2 separate regions of the Homo sapiens genome follow, and region 2 is linked to region 1. A link is a contact called in ENCODE Hi-C or POLR2A ChIA-PET data. All regions are on one chromosome and are shown on one strand. The core of a region is the stretch at or near the end of the contact, and the rest is flanking DNA. Distances in the headings are between cores, read along the strand shown. Region 1 holds the start of LINC01447 (long intergenic non-protein coding RNA 1447). Region 2 overlaps PKD1L1 (polycystin 1 like 1, transient receptor potential channel interacting).

Region 1 (6,263 bases), core at 467-2,966:
TTTAAAAAGCTGGAGATATTGGGGTACACCAAGCTACAATAATTCCAGCTGCAGATGTCTCCAGGATTACCTTGTGGGTATTCCATCCATCCGTGTGAAGGCATCATCTCAGCCAGTTCCTGAGCATGTGTCTGTCTTTATAAACAAAAGCAAATAATAAAGCCTAAAGTAAACATCTTTTAAAGACTTAAATATGACTGCTTTTGGATAATTGACCAACTTTTCTGGTCTCCCATGGCCAAGTTGGGGGATAAGGATGCTAAGAACCCTCCTCATGGACCCCATCTACTTCCAGGCCCTCCTCTCTCCATGCTCCCACCCTTGGCTTCAGCCCTGACAACACTGCACAGTCCTGTCTCTCCCCCATATCTTTACCTGCTGGCACGTCCTTCCCCAGCTTGGGATGTGCTTCCTCCCACTCCACTGTGTTGAGCTAACTTCTAGTCTCCCACTGACATTTTCTTTTTTTTTTTGAGACAGAGTCTCACTCTGTTGCTGCCCAGGCTGGAGTGCAGTGGCACAATCTCCTGTTCACTGCAACCTCTGCTTCTCGAGTAGCTGGGACTACAGGCATACACCACCACACCCAGCCAGTTTTTGTATTTTTAGTAGAGACAGCTTCACCATGTTGACCAGGCTGGTCTGGAACTCCTGACCTCAAGTGATCCACCCACCTTGGCCTCCCAAAGTGCTGGGATTACAGATGTGAGCCACGGTGCCCGGCCCCTCCTGTTGACATTTGACTGCAGCTTCCCTTCTCCTGCCCCAGGCTGACGTCCATGTCCACCTCCTGGGCTCCCACTGACTTGCACTGAGCCGCAGATTCACCCGCATGGTGGTCTACAGACTCGCCTGCACGCAGGAGGACATCAGGCACCTTGCTTGCTGCATGGGGAGAATCACACAGGAGCCCAGGAGGGCAGCAGCTCCAGGACCTGGTGTCCTTCCTGTGGTTCTTGTTGAACATCTTGGGCTGGCTTCTCATGGTGATGGAGAAGCTTGTAGCAGCTCTGGCCTTCCCACCCTCACAACAATGGCCAGGGGCCATAGAAGATGTGTCCTGTCCCTGATCACACAGTCAAGGTGAGGAAAATATCCCCAGAGGCCACTACAGCAGACTTACCTCTATTTGTTCATAGCGCGCGAGGGGCTGAGTGAGCCCCACACCCCGAGCCACAGAACCACAAGTTCCTGAACAAAACTGGGTTATCTTAGCAAGGAACGAAGTGATGGCTGTGAGACAGGCCACCGGTGGCCGCGTCACAGAGCCTTGGGGACAGTGGAGCCAGCCAGGGTGTGGGGCCAAACAGTAATGGTAGGAGAACTTGTCTCAGGCCTCGGTGCAGCCCAGCCAGTTACCCAACAAGGCCCAGGGCTGGCAAGAAGCAGGACTTGAAAGAGGGTCATACAGGGTGGGGCCAGAGCTCCGTAAATCCCCCTAGGGAAGGACACATTTATTTCCTACTGGCGCAGCAAGTTGTGGGATCAAGAAGATTGAAGAAAAGGTTCCCTGTCCCCCTCGCAGGGTGTGTGATGGGGTTGTGGTTCACTGCTTCAGTGTCCCACTGCTCAAACCTCTAGGGGAGTGTACAGATGGGCAGGTTGCGGGGCTCCGACCCCACAGCAGCCTCTAGGGATCAATGTTTACAGCTCCTGAAGCCCCAGTGGGCATGTGTTACAGGGAGCTCTTTTAGTTCAGCCGTCCGTAGGCGGCTTGTGTTAATCAGCTCAATTAGACTCCCTTCCTTATCACACGGACAGAGGGCTTTCTGTATCCTGGGGTTTCTTGTCTTGGTGTACCGGAAGAATTGGATCATGGGTGGGCTTGGAGAATGAGTGCAAGGTTCTATTGAGTAGAAGTAGCCCTCAGCAGATGGGGGAGCCAGAAGGGAGATGGTTTTTGCCTGCAGTCAGGCCACTTGGCCGCCCCAGCTCTCCTCTGACTGCTCCAGCCAAACTCCGCCTCATTCTGCCAGTCGATGGCCAGCATGTCGGCATCTGTTGATGTGCTCTTCTGCTGGCATGCTCCCTCGACGTTCTCTCAATATCCGGCCGCCTGTGTCTTCTTCTGCTGATCTGCTCCTCTCCACATCCAGCGGCTTGTGTGTCTGCCTGGTAGGGTCTTGGGGTTTTTTATAGGCACAGGATGGGGGCGTGGCAGGCCAGGGTGGTCTCAGGAAATGCAACATTTGCATGCAAAGGCAGGAGCGGTTGTCCTCACCTAGGTCTGTGGGGGTGGAGCCCTAACCAGGGATCATGCCCTCCTATACCCAGCACTTCCCTTTCCCCTTCCGTATCATTTAAAGGGACCACACTCTTCCCTTCCCAGCACTTCCGTATCAATTGGGGCAGAGGGCTCCATAGGCAAGGCCTTCCCTCAAACAGTGCTGATGTCTGAAGAGTTCATCTTGAGTTGAACTGGAGAGATGCTGTCTTCTTTTAGTTGTTCTGTTGTCCCTCTCTAACTTCCTTCCTTCCTCTCTACATGTATCTCCTTCCATCTCTCCCCATCCCACTTCCTCTCTTCCACTTCTCTCTCTCCCTCCCTTCCTGTCTCCATTCCCTCCCACCTCCCTCCCTCTCTCCCTTCCTCTGTCTCTCCAGCTTTCTCTCTTTCCATTTTTCTCTTTCTCCCTCCTCCCCCTTCCTCTACCACCCCTTCTTTCCCTCCCTTCCCCCCCAACCTTCCTCTCTCTCTTCTTCTCTCCCTCTCTCTCTATCTCCTACTTTATCTTCCAGTCCAAACACTGTGCAGGCTGCCAAATATTAACATGGAAGGAATGTTATGCTAACTCTTTTCAGCATTGGGAATTCATTAGACTCAGGCCCTCTTAGATCTTTCTCTCAAACTTTGAGTTTTTAAAAACATCTTTTTTTGCTCCCCCACAGATGAGGTCAGGAAGTGGCTAAGAAGAGATCCATGAAGATTAACATTCAGTGCTCAATTTCTGAAGGAAACAGGGAGTGAAAGGCCGTGGAAGAAAACAGGGCTGCCACGAACATGCTCTTGGCTGTTTGAAAAGATCCAGCGCAGCTTGAACTTCAAAAATAACTCCATTCACTATGGTTGCAGTTGGGCTTGGGGAATTTCTCACAATCAAAAGCAGCTGCTTCATCTCATTTAGCCATTAGGCTGAGCTCCACAGGCTCGCTGCAGGATCTTAGAGCCTACAAGGCCCTGCTAAGAGTAGCCGCGTTTTCCAGCATGCAGTAGATCAGCGAGTGTTTACATTTGTGTTTGGAATGCTCATGAGTCCTTTGGGGCAAAGACTGAGTCATTAATCAGAGCTTTCTATGAACGTATTGCTGCCCAAGCCTCTGTGAATGTGAGTACGGCCTTGTCCCCTGAGTGACGCTGAAAGAGAGTGAAGCACATGTGCTCCATAGGACTGCCACGGCCACCCCTCTCATTCACTTTTCCATTCAGCGCTGAGACTAAGTTTAACTCATTTTTCTTTTGTTGTGAAAAGAGAATGCACACAAAAATTCAAATGTTACCAAATCGATATCAGGTAAGAGACAAAATTTCCCCTCTCTGGTACTCATATTCCCAGTCCATCCTCTCTGAGGTTATAACCTCTGATTGTGCCAGGCATCATTCTAGAATGTCTGAGCATATGCAAATGAGTGTGCATGATGTACATTATATATATATATATTTTAGAAACAGAGTCTTGCTCTGTCGCCCAAGCTGGAGTGCGGTGGTGTGATCTCGGCTCACTGCAAGCTCCACCTCCCGGGTTCACCCACCATTCTCCTGCCTCAGCCTCCCAAGTAGCTGGGACTACAGGCGCCCGCCACCATGCCCAGCTAATTTTTGTATTTTTAGTAGAGACAGGGTTTCACCGCGTTAGCCAGGATGGTCTCGATGTCCTGACCTCATGATCCTCCCGCCTCGGCCTCCCAAAGTGCTGGGATTACAGGCATGAGCCACCGCGCCTGGCCATGATGTATATATTTAATATATGTGTGTGCATGTATGTAAATGTGAGCGTGTACATATGTACATCCATACATACAGATATGCATTCAGAAATATACATACTTATTATATATATATGGTACAGCTTTGAGCAAGCTGAGCCCTGAGGCTCTTCTGAAGGGGAGGCCTTGGCACTGTTTCTGACACTCTATGTTCCTCAGCATTTAGACTAATTAGAGCCTCCTCCGGTATCTAGAGAAGATATAATGCTCCTCTGAAGCATAGGATGAAAAGGGTGACCCCAAAGTCAGGTCTGTGACATAGGCTGGCCCCTGGCTGATGGTCTCATGCCTCCCCCACTGAGTGCCTCCAGACTTTGGAGGCATGGTGATTTGACCCTAGAGTGAGACTCTGTGAGGCCAAATGGGCAATGGAGTTGGGGAAGCCTAAAGCTAGGACTATCCCAATGGCTTAGTCCTTGGCCACTGTCAGCTGGTTCCTTCTAGGGATGCAGACACAATTGTCCAAAATTCTCTAGGAAATGAACTTCTCTCTACCTTTTGAATTTGCAGTTGCTGCACCCAGAAGCCAGCCAGGTGCATGAGGTGGTGCAGAGTGAGAAAGTGGGGCTGGGGCTGGAGGGGAGGAAAGGCAGCACACCTCCCAGCACTCACCATTTTCCAGGCACTGAGCTAGAGTTCCCAAATAAGGAAGTGATGCTTTTCTCTGGAACCCACATTGTGGTGATAAAATGAAACTCCCTATAAATGCTTCAGGGGGCTTTTTCTTGCACTCATTTTCAATAAGTTGCTGTTTTTCCCCATTTAAAAATAAACATGCTTATGATAGACCATTTGGGATACCCAAAGAGAAGGAAGAAAGAAAAGAGTTCTCCCTTGTCTCACCACCCAGAGACAAGTATGTAGATTTGGGGAGATTTTCTTTGCTCAGGTTTTAGATCATGGCCCTTACTTTTTTTTTTTTGAGATAGAGTTTTGCTCATGTTGCCCAGGCTGGAGTGCAGTGGCGCGATCTCGGCTCACTGCAACCTCTTCCTCCTGGGTTCAAGTGATTCTCCTGCCTCAGCCTCCCGAGTAGCTGGGACTACAGGTGCGCACCACCAGATCCAGCTAATTTTTGTATTTTTTTTTTTTTTTTTTAGTGGAGACGGGATTTCACCAGGATGGTCTCAATCTCTTGACCTCATGATCTGCCCGTCTTGGCTTCCCAAAGTGCTGGGATTATAGGCATGAACCACCGCACCCGACCCCTGGCCCTTATGTATTTTTAAGGTCCACTTGAATATGCACTTATAGGAACTCATGCAAGATGATACAATTCTCACTGTTCACCTTCACTGGTATTTGCAATCATCATCTTAAAGTTCAAACAGGAAAGTTTGTGCTAAGTCTTATTAGCTTGAGGGGTTTCATTGACAATTATACATAGATCTTCACAGACTACATTTGAAAGGGGTCCACAAATTGCAAATACTGAATTGTGGCATTTAATTTCCCATGACCCCTGCAGCCTGGCAGCCTTTGTCTCCAGGCTGAGCTGGATACCCCGGTCAGGAGAAAGAGGCTTGGTGCAGAAAGAGGGCTTCCTGACTCCTTTCAGCTGGAGGTAATGGTCCTTTCTCCTTTTCCAAATCTCTCAGGGTTTCTGCTCTGGTCAGAGAAGGATCTAACCCAAAGGAAGGAGGGGAGGCCACCCCTTCTGGGCCTCAGGGGGTGAAGAATGAGAGAGGACCGGGGTGGGAATGGGAGGCATGGGCTGAAAGACACTTGCCCCCTCCCATCTCGGTTCACTGAGGCCCTGCTGACCAAGGGCGCTGCACTAGGCAACAGGATTGGGCCAGGAGGATGCAGAAACACATAGCGCTGGGACTCCTGCTGTGCACAGACAATCAACTGCCAGGCATATTGCCCAGAGATGCAGTGAGAGCAGAGAGAGAAAGGATTTCCACACACCCAGGTATTTGAAGAAGTGATGTTTGCCCTCATCCGTCCTTCTTGGAAGAGCTGGATCTAGAACATAGGTGGGGAGGAGGGGTTTCAAAAGCGCAGCCTGCCCCTGTGCCCCCAAGTCCAAGGTCCCTAGGCAAGCATGGAGCCGCAGTCCTTGCCCTTTACCCTGACCCCTCACCATTCTTCAAGCCACCAGTCATCTGCATAGAGACAGAGGAAAGATTTCACTGAATTTGAGATCAACATTTGAATAGCTGAAAGTGGCTAGAAAGCTAATGGAATACACCTAAACATTGCCAGAGGTGCAAAAGGGAGGGTGGAAAAGCAAGATAGGAAGCAGTGATTGAAAGGAAGCCTTCAAAATACAATTC
Region 2 (6,966 bases), core at 3,539-6,038, 320 kb after region 1:
CATTTGTTCTTTATATGCTTAAATGTTTAATTTCCATTAGAAGGAGTAAAACCATCAATTTCAGGTACAGGGTGACATTAGAGAAGGCCAACTATTTTTTAAAATTATGTCTACTTTAAATTTTGTATTGCCTGGTGCTATTGTGTTTTTTTAAATTGTGGTAAAACAATAACATAACATTTACCATCTGAACCATTTGAAGGCACAGTTCAGTGGTGTTAAGTGTATGCACATGTATATGGTTGTGCAGTACATTTTTAGGACTTACCCATCCTACAAAACTGAAGCTCTGTGCCCATTACACAACCCTCCGTTCCTCCTCCCCACAGCCCCTGGCAACCACCCCACTCTCCTTTCAGTGTCTATGAATGTGACTACTCTAGGGACCTCGCATAAGTAGAATTATAAAGGATGTGTCTTTTTGTGACTGGCTTATCTCACAAAGCATAATGTCTTCAAGGTTCATCGAATGCTGTTTTAAAGTCTGTATGTTATGCACCATGAAATAACCAATTACCATCATGTTGAGTGCTTGTACCCAGAAGGCTCACCATATTCCTTCCCAGATTTCAAAATAGAGATGATGATGATTCTTGTATGACATCACCTTCTACGGCTCCCAGCATTCGGGGGTTTGTCATACTACCTGTTCTACTCCTGCAAATTAACTTCAGAACACCATTCTTTTTTCCATCAATTTAAGAGCTGCATTTGCTAACCCACCCTCGGGCCATGTAGGAACAAGCATCGACTTTCACATCTGAGCAATTCTTTGTAAGTTCCATGTCATTTGCATGTTCAGAAAAGCAATATTTCGCCATGGTACATTGACATACCTATCAGCACTGTTATCACAATCCAGAGGCGCCTGTGTTTTTTCATTAACAACAGCCTGTGTTTTTTCATTAACAACACTTAACGCTGCTTCACTAGTTGTTTTCCAAATGTTCTGTAAGAAAAAATAATAAAATAATGTGAGAGAGCTGCTTATGAAAACCCAGTACATTTGGGAAAGTAATATTACTTCATTAACAAAATAGCAGTGGACCCCTGCTGTGCGCCCAGCACTGTGCTGGGCACCAGAGAAGCAACAGCGAGGAAAGCAGACAGCTTCATCCTCCCAGGGCTCCTGTTCTGCCAGAGGAAGCCAGAAAGCAAACATGTAGCCATAACAGCATCTGCTGGGGGTCGTGCTGCGGAAGAATAGAGCTGCAGGAGGGATTCGTGCGGGGTCGGGACGGGGTGGGGGTGGGGGGGGGGGGCGCGGTGCTTTTTTATACACAGGGTCAGAGAAGGCCGCTGTGTGTGACGACATCTAAGCAGAGCTGGAAGAGGAGGAATGCAGAGCTATGCCGAAGGTGGAGGCACACCTGCTTCACTGCAGGAGCAGCAGAAGTCTCGTGGGGCTGCAGCCACAAGTGGGAACCAAGAGAGCACAGGAGGTGACCTCAGAGTTACGGGAGGCCAAGTGGGGTCAGACTCAGGAAGTGGAGTTTCATTCTGAATGAGATGGAGGGTTCTGAGCACAAGAGTGGCACGCTCCAATGCACAGAAGCAACAGTGTGGTTGCGGTACTGAAGAGAGCCTGGCAGGCAGGAGTGGCAGCAGGGGATCCACTCAGAGGGCTATGAGGATGGCAGGTCTTGATTGTGGAGTGAAGGCAGAGGGTGAACACCTCTGAGGCTATGGGGTGGCCGGGCTGGCTGCTGGACTGGAAGTGAGATGGAGCCCAAGAGAGAACTCAGAGACAATGCCACTGGGCTTGCTCGGCCTGTGCACACTGAGAGCTTAGGTGGGGTGGGGGCATTGGAGGGCAGGTGAGGGGTGCTGGGAGCCCATCTTGGTCATGAGGCCTCTGTTGACCTTGCATTGACCTGTGCAGCTCTCCTTGTGACAAAATCTCAATCCTGGTGGCACCAGGAAAGCAGGGAGGTGCCCACGGCACAGGAGGAGGGGGGACACTTTTGGCCTACGGGAAGCTGGCCACCTTGTTTCCTACACAGGACGCCTGTCCAGAGACAACGCCCCACTGTGGACATGATTACAAAAAGCAGCCACCATCCCTCAGACTGAGGGCCCAGGGCCTCACTCTGGCTCTTGAGAGAGCTGTTACCAGAAGTAGTTCCAGCCAGTTAAGAAGTTAGTATAGGTTAACCAACGGCCCAGCCCCTCCCTGGGATGTGCGCTCCCTGTGCTGTGGGCCTTTTACAGATTTGTAACTACAGGACATCAGGTGCTTCATCTTTCAGGAGAACAACACAGGAAGGTGTCAAGAAGGCCAGAGTGGGAGCTGAAAGATGCCAGCTCGTGCCTGAGTGCATACGCCTGGCACCTGCCCCTCTTCTGTGACGAGAACAGGGAACCCCTCTGTGGCCTCCCAGAGCAGGACCTGGGTAGATCCTGGCAGTTTCCTGAGGATGTGAAACCCAGGGGCTGAGACAGCTGCATGTACCTACAACCCCTAAAAGGCATGGTGCTAGTGAGCAGCATGGGAGACACAGGGCTTTGCAAGACACTATCCTATAACTATGCCCAATCAGCAAACTGCCCAGCACGTCCAGGAGCTGGTGTATGGCCCTGTGTGACCTTCGCCTGAGCCCACTGGGGCTGTAGAGAGCAGAGCGGCCAGAATGCAGCTTGGAAATGGGTCTCCCAGTCAACCAAAACCAGAGAGCCCCCTGATTGCACATTTCACCAGGACCAAGCCCTTTGGGACATGATGGTCAAATCCTAAAGGCATCGATCTATGCCCAAAGCTGAGGTCCCAGGTGGCTGAACCTTGGAGTCACCTGGGTGGGGTGGGGTTGAAGCACCATCACCCTGAGCCACGCCACAGCATGTCTGTTAGAATCTTCAGAGGCAGGGCTTGTGCATGGTTTTGTTTGGTTTCTTTGACTTTTAAGCTCCCTAGGTGATTCTGCATAGCAGATCTGCACCAAGTGTTCAAGAAGCATGAGGTCTGTTTGCCCCCTTGTGTTTGGAGGTGAGGGCACTAAAAGCCTAAGGAAGTCACTGTATGTGGCTATTTACATTGTGTAATGTGAGAAACGCAGGTAATATCACCTCCCCTCTAAAACACCTCTCCCCAACCTCCTGTTCTCAGAACCATCAGACGCTCATCTTACTAAATATCCTTCCTTGGGAACCTAAAAATGCCTCCTTGAACTTTCGCTGACAAAAGTGATGGCAGAGCAGAGAAAAGCTCCCAAACACAAACACTGTGGGTTGAGATCAAATTCATTTCAATATAAACTCAGATGGATGTGCTACGGAGGGGGTGGTTTAATAACGCTGCTCTGCATGAGGAATACTGAAAAATGAACTGCAGGAGAGTCTTTGCCAAGGACAGCAGAGGTTCTGGGAGCTTCAAAGAGAACTGGCTTCTTTAAATTTGAACTAGAAACGCACAACTCTGGGCTGTCTGTGCATGTCCCTTTGGAACCAATGCTTATTCTGGGTGAAAAGCATGTCTCACTCAGAAGTTTTCACTCTTCTCTCGGACCCCACCCACAGATGTGAGAGTCACTCCTCTCACGCTTCTCCTCCATCTCCAGGGCATTGCCCAGGCCTTCAGACCCAAGCCCTGTTAGCTACTCTGATAAACAGATGCAAGGGAATTCACAAACATCCAGGTAGCCCAGTCTTAATTAATAGGGGTCTTCAACGAGCTCCCCACACTGCGCAAGTTAAGCAGGGTTTCAGTGCTTTGGCTGCTGGAAGCCTTGTCTGTGCTGGAGCCATCTCGGGGCAGCTCCCACTCCCCACCTGGGGGACAGCACCCACTCCCCACCCCGGGGATAGCCCCCACTCCCCGCTTGAGGGGCAGCCCCCACTCCCCACCTGAGGGCTACCCTCCTACTTCCCACCTGGGAGGCAGCCCCTACTCCCCACCTGCAGGGCAGCCCCCACTCCCCACCTGAGGGCTACCCCTCACTCCCCATCTGAGGGCTATCCCCTACTCCTCTGGGCTGGGCTAGCCCTGCCTGCACTTCTTATATGTGGAACTATGCTCTGGAGCTGAATTAAGGCTTTATAAGTCACACTTGCTTCATTGGCACAAACACACATGATAGGAAAACAATCCCTGATGAATTCCTGATGAAACATGGAGGTGCTTTTTAGCTGTACTGTACATGTACTGTATTCAGGAAGAAAAGCCTAATTTCCCCAGATCCAGGAATACCTTCTGCCTGGAAGCTGATGAGGATGGGCTCTGTGATTCCCGGTCTTCTGCCTTTCCATTCAGAGCACACCAAGGACAGCCACACTTCCCATCACTCATAAGAAGCACATGATTAGCATAGACCTCTAGAGAAAAAAAAAAAAGCAAACATTCTGAAGACTGCAATGTGCTGGGAAGGTGAGAACATAAAGCTGGAGAAGCCCTAAGTTATACATAAGGTCAAAGCCACCTGGGCCTAACAACGGGCTGATCATGAAGATGCGTGTCCTTGGGCTGCCGTGTCCTGCTGTGTGTGTTTTCTTTCTATTTCCTTGCTTAAACAATGTCTTAGGTGTAGCCCACACTAAGCAATATGAGGAAACGCACAACCACCAGCCACGCTGATAATGAATGCCTGTTCCAGAAACACCCAGTGGTCTGGTCATAAAATAATGAGGGTCAAAGGTCCTGCTCAGGGGTGTGTAGTAGAGGGGGCAACACCACAGTCGGAAGGAGTGGTTGGGGAGCTGTTGGACAAACAGGAAGACCATTAAAGACACTCCAAAGTTTATAAGCAGGATGTTCCCACCCAGGCAATCTGGCCCTGATGGTAGCACGGACCTGGCTGACGTTCACTCCTCCCATCTCTGAGGGCTGAAGGCCGGGCAGTGAGCGGAGCCAGTGTCCACCCGGCTGGGAGGCTGAGGGCCCTGCCACATCCCATGTCTGTGAGAGCATCTGGAATAGGATCTGCGCACAGCTGACAACTGTTGCCAGCGATGACAGGTCCTTGAGTGTTTGTGATGCCATTCTCTCTACTCATGCAGATGTTTGAAAATGTCCATAATAAAAGTTAAAAGAAAATATTTCTGCTAGACCTGGCCCTGCACAGAGCCACTCTCAGCAAGAAGCCAGGCGACTGCCTTGGGTGCAAGAGCTGCTTTCCCTGAAGCCCCCACCCCTCTCATCCCCAGGTAGGAGGGGAAGGAAGTGGGGGTGGCGGGTGAAGAGGGGACTGGAGCACCCTGCTGCTTTTCTGTCAGACCCGAGTCCCTGTAAGGAAACCTGTTTCTGCCTGGGCTCTCTTAACCCCAGTCTGTTATTCTGGCCAGCTTTGCTCAGGCTAAAAGGAACCCAAAGGCCTGCAGGCCGCCGAGAGCAGCAGGTTCTCCAGGAGCTCCAGGCCAGGGCTGGGCCATCCTCACAGGGGATGTGGCTTCCAATCCCTGCACCCCAGCAGTGGTGCTGGCAGTCAGCTTGCCCCTAGCCTCCCAGGACACTCTCAAGTTTAGCCTAGGACAATATCAAATCCAGTTTTAACATTGTGAGTCAAAGTCACTATTTACTGTCAAGAGTCCAGTGTATTAATATCTTGTGATAACAAAAGCTGAGGAAAAATCAAAGGCCGTGTTCCTGGCCTAATATGTGACGTGCTACAAATGCCATCGAGTGCCATTGAGCACCCATGCAGGCTGGATGCACCAACTGAGGTATGAAGTAATTTCCTGAACTGGACACATCCGAGAGGAAGAAATATTTAGAAAATGTTTCGGAATAAGCTAGAATAGTCAAGTGACTCATATTTCTCTGAAACCAATTAGTCATCAAAGTCACTGTGCTCAAATTATCTGGAAAAAAAAGTGGATATACCCCTGAACAGAAAGAAATAAATAAAAAATCATAAAAAGTACATAAAATTGCAAAATTGAATAAAGTATGTCACAAAAGGAGAAATAAACTAAGTGAGTGAAACTAATCCTGAAATTGGCTTAATTGTCCCACAGAAGTGATATTTATAGGTTTTTTGAATAAACATGGAAACTGACTCTCCTAGTCTTAAAACCTGAAACTTAACATCCATCTCATCTGAGTTCTTCCCTCAGGAAACCAACCCAGGAAAGGGACCCACCAGATCCCTGCATCCAGCCAGGCCCCTCATTCCTCAGATTGCTTCCTCACCCCTCTCTAATTTTGTTTTCTCGTCTTCCCTGCTATATAAACCCCCAAGTTTTAGTCAGATGGGGAGATATATTTGAGACTTTATCTCCCTTCTCCTCATCTGCAGCACCTGATAAAGCTTTCTTCCCTGGCAATCCTCGCAGTCTTCATGATGATTATGCTCTGTACGTAAGCAGCAGCAGCAGGATGTCAGGCAAACCCCTGGCATTTAGGTAACAATTCCACATGATCTTAACATAAGAATTGCAAAAGAATTGGCGTTGCATTGTTTCAACATTGATGCCAGGCACACACCCGCCTCCTGCCCCGCGCCCCCGCCCCCCCACTCCATTTAAATCCGTCTCTTTAGAAATTAAAAAAATTTTTTTAAATTTAATTTTAAAAATCCGTTTCTCAGGTCTACCAAATGTGTAGCCTAAGTTGAAAACTCAAAAATTCCTTCTACTTAAAGGAATCCTGGCAATTACGTTTCAGGCAACACTTTAGAATTTTCATTTTAAAAATTAAAAACAGAGATACTCTCTGTGTTAAGGACGAGGAGGAAAACCCCACACCTGTGGCCATGCAGACACCTCCTGTAACCTAAGTATTCCCTTCATTGGGCTCTGGGAGGCCCCACTTACAGTCTTGGTTGTTCTCGAAGTGTGGCCCCCAGATCTCAGCCTCACCCCAGACCTCCTAAAGCAGAAAGTCAGGGGTGGGGCCCAGTGAAGGAGTTAAAAATATACCATCCTGGCCAGGCGCCGTGGCTCATGCCTGTAATCCCAGCACTTTGGAAGGCCGAGGTGGGCAGATCACGAGGTCAGGAGATGGAGACCATCCTGGCTAACACGGTGAAACCCTGT

Evidence for each region. Hi-C counts contacts between places; a loop is a spot of excess contacts on that map. ChIA-PET counts read pairs that join two places held with the same protein, here RNA polymerase II (POLR2A). Pooled maps may share reads with other maps.
Region 2: a loop to region 1 is called in a map with no recorded cell type, with 4 times the contacts of the local background. The contact joins the enhancer-like site here to the promoter of LINC01447 in region 1. A Hi-C loop is called at or near these places in 1 of 168 maps with a recorded cell type or tissue (OCI-LY7), 2 of 37 single-sample maps with no recorded cell type and 3 of 50 pooled maps. POLR2A ChIA-PET finds 5 or more read pairs at or near these places in 1 of 52 experiments (activated B cell).

What each region holds. Positions count from the first base shown.
Region 1 is chr7:47,620,223-47,626,485 of GRCh38, forward strand. It overlaps LINC01447 (long intergenic non-protein coding RNA 1447), which reads left to right and starts at 1,717. Exons shown (of 4, transcript NR_108090.1): 1 at 1,717-2,115; 2 at 2,890-3,512. RefSeq lists an enhancer at 5,759-6,263.
Region 2 is chr7:47,936,010-47,942,975 of GRCh38, forward strand. PKD1L1 (polycystin 1 like 1, transient receptor potential channel interacting) reads right to left here. Exons shown (of 57, transcript NM_138295.5): 3 at 4,184-4,308; 4 at 837-949. Among named protein-coding and RNA genes, the nearest start is that of PKD1L1, 9.0 kb to the right of the region's middle. RefSeq lists enhancers at 1,637-1,716, 2,167-2,336, 5,180-5,803, 5,196-6,395 and a silencer at 6,183-6,477. Within about 2 kb of position 4,789, at least 18 of the 41 ENCODE cell types and tissues checked have a DNase peak (open chromatin) inside an H3K27ac peak, as active enhancers do.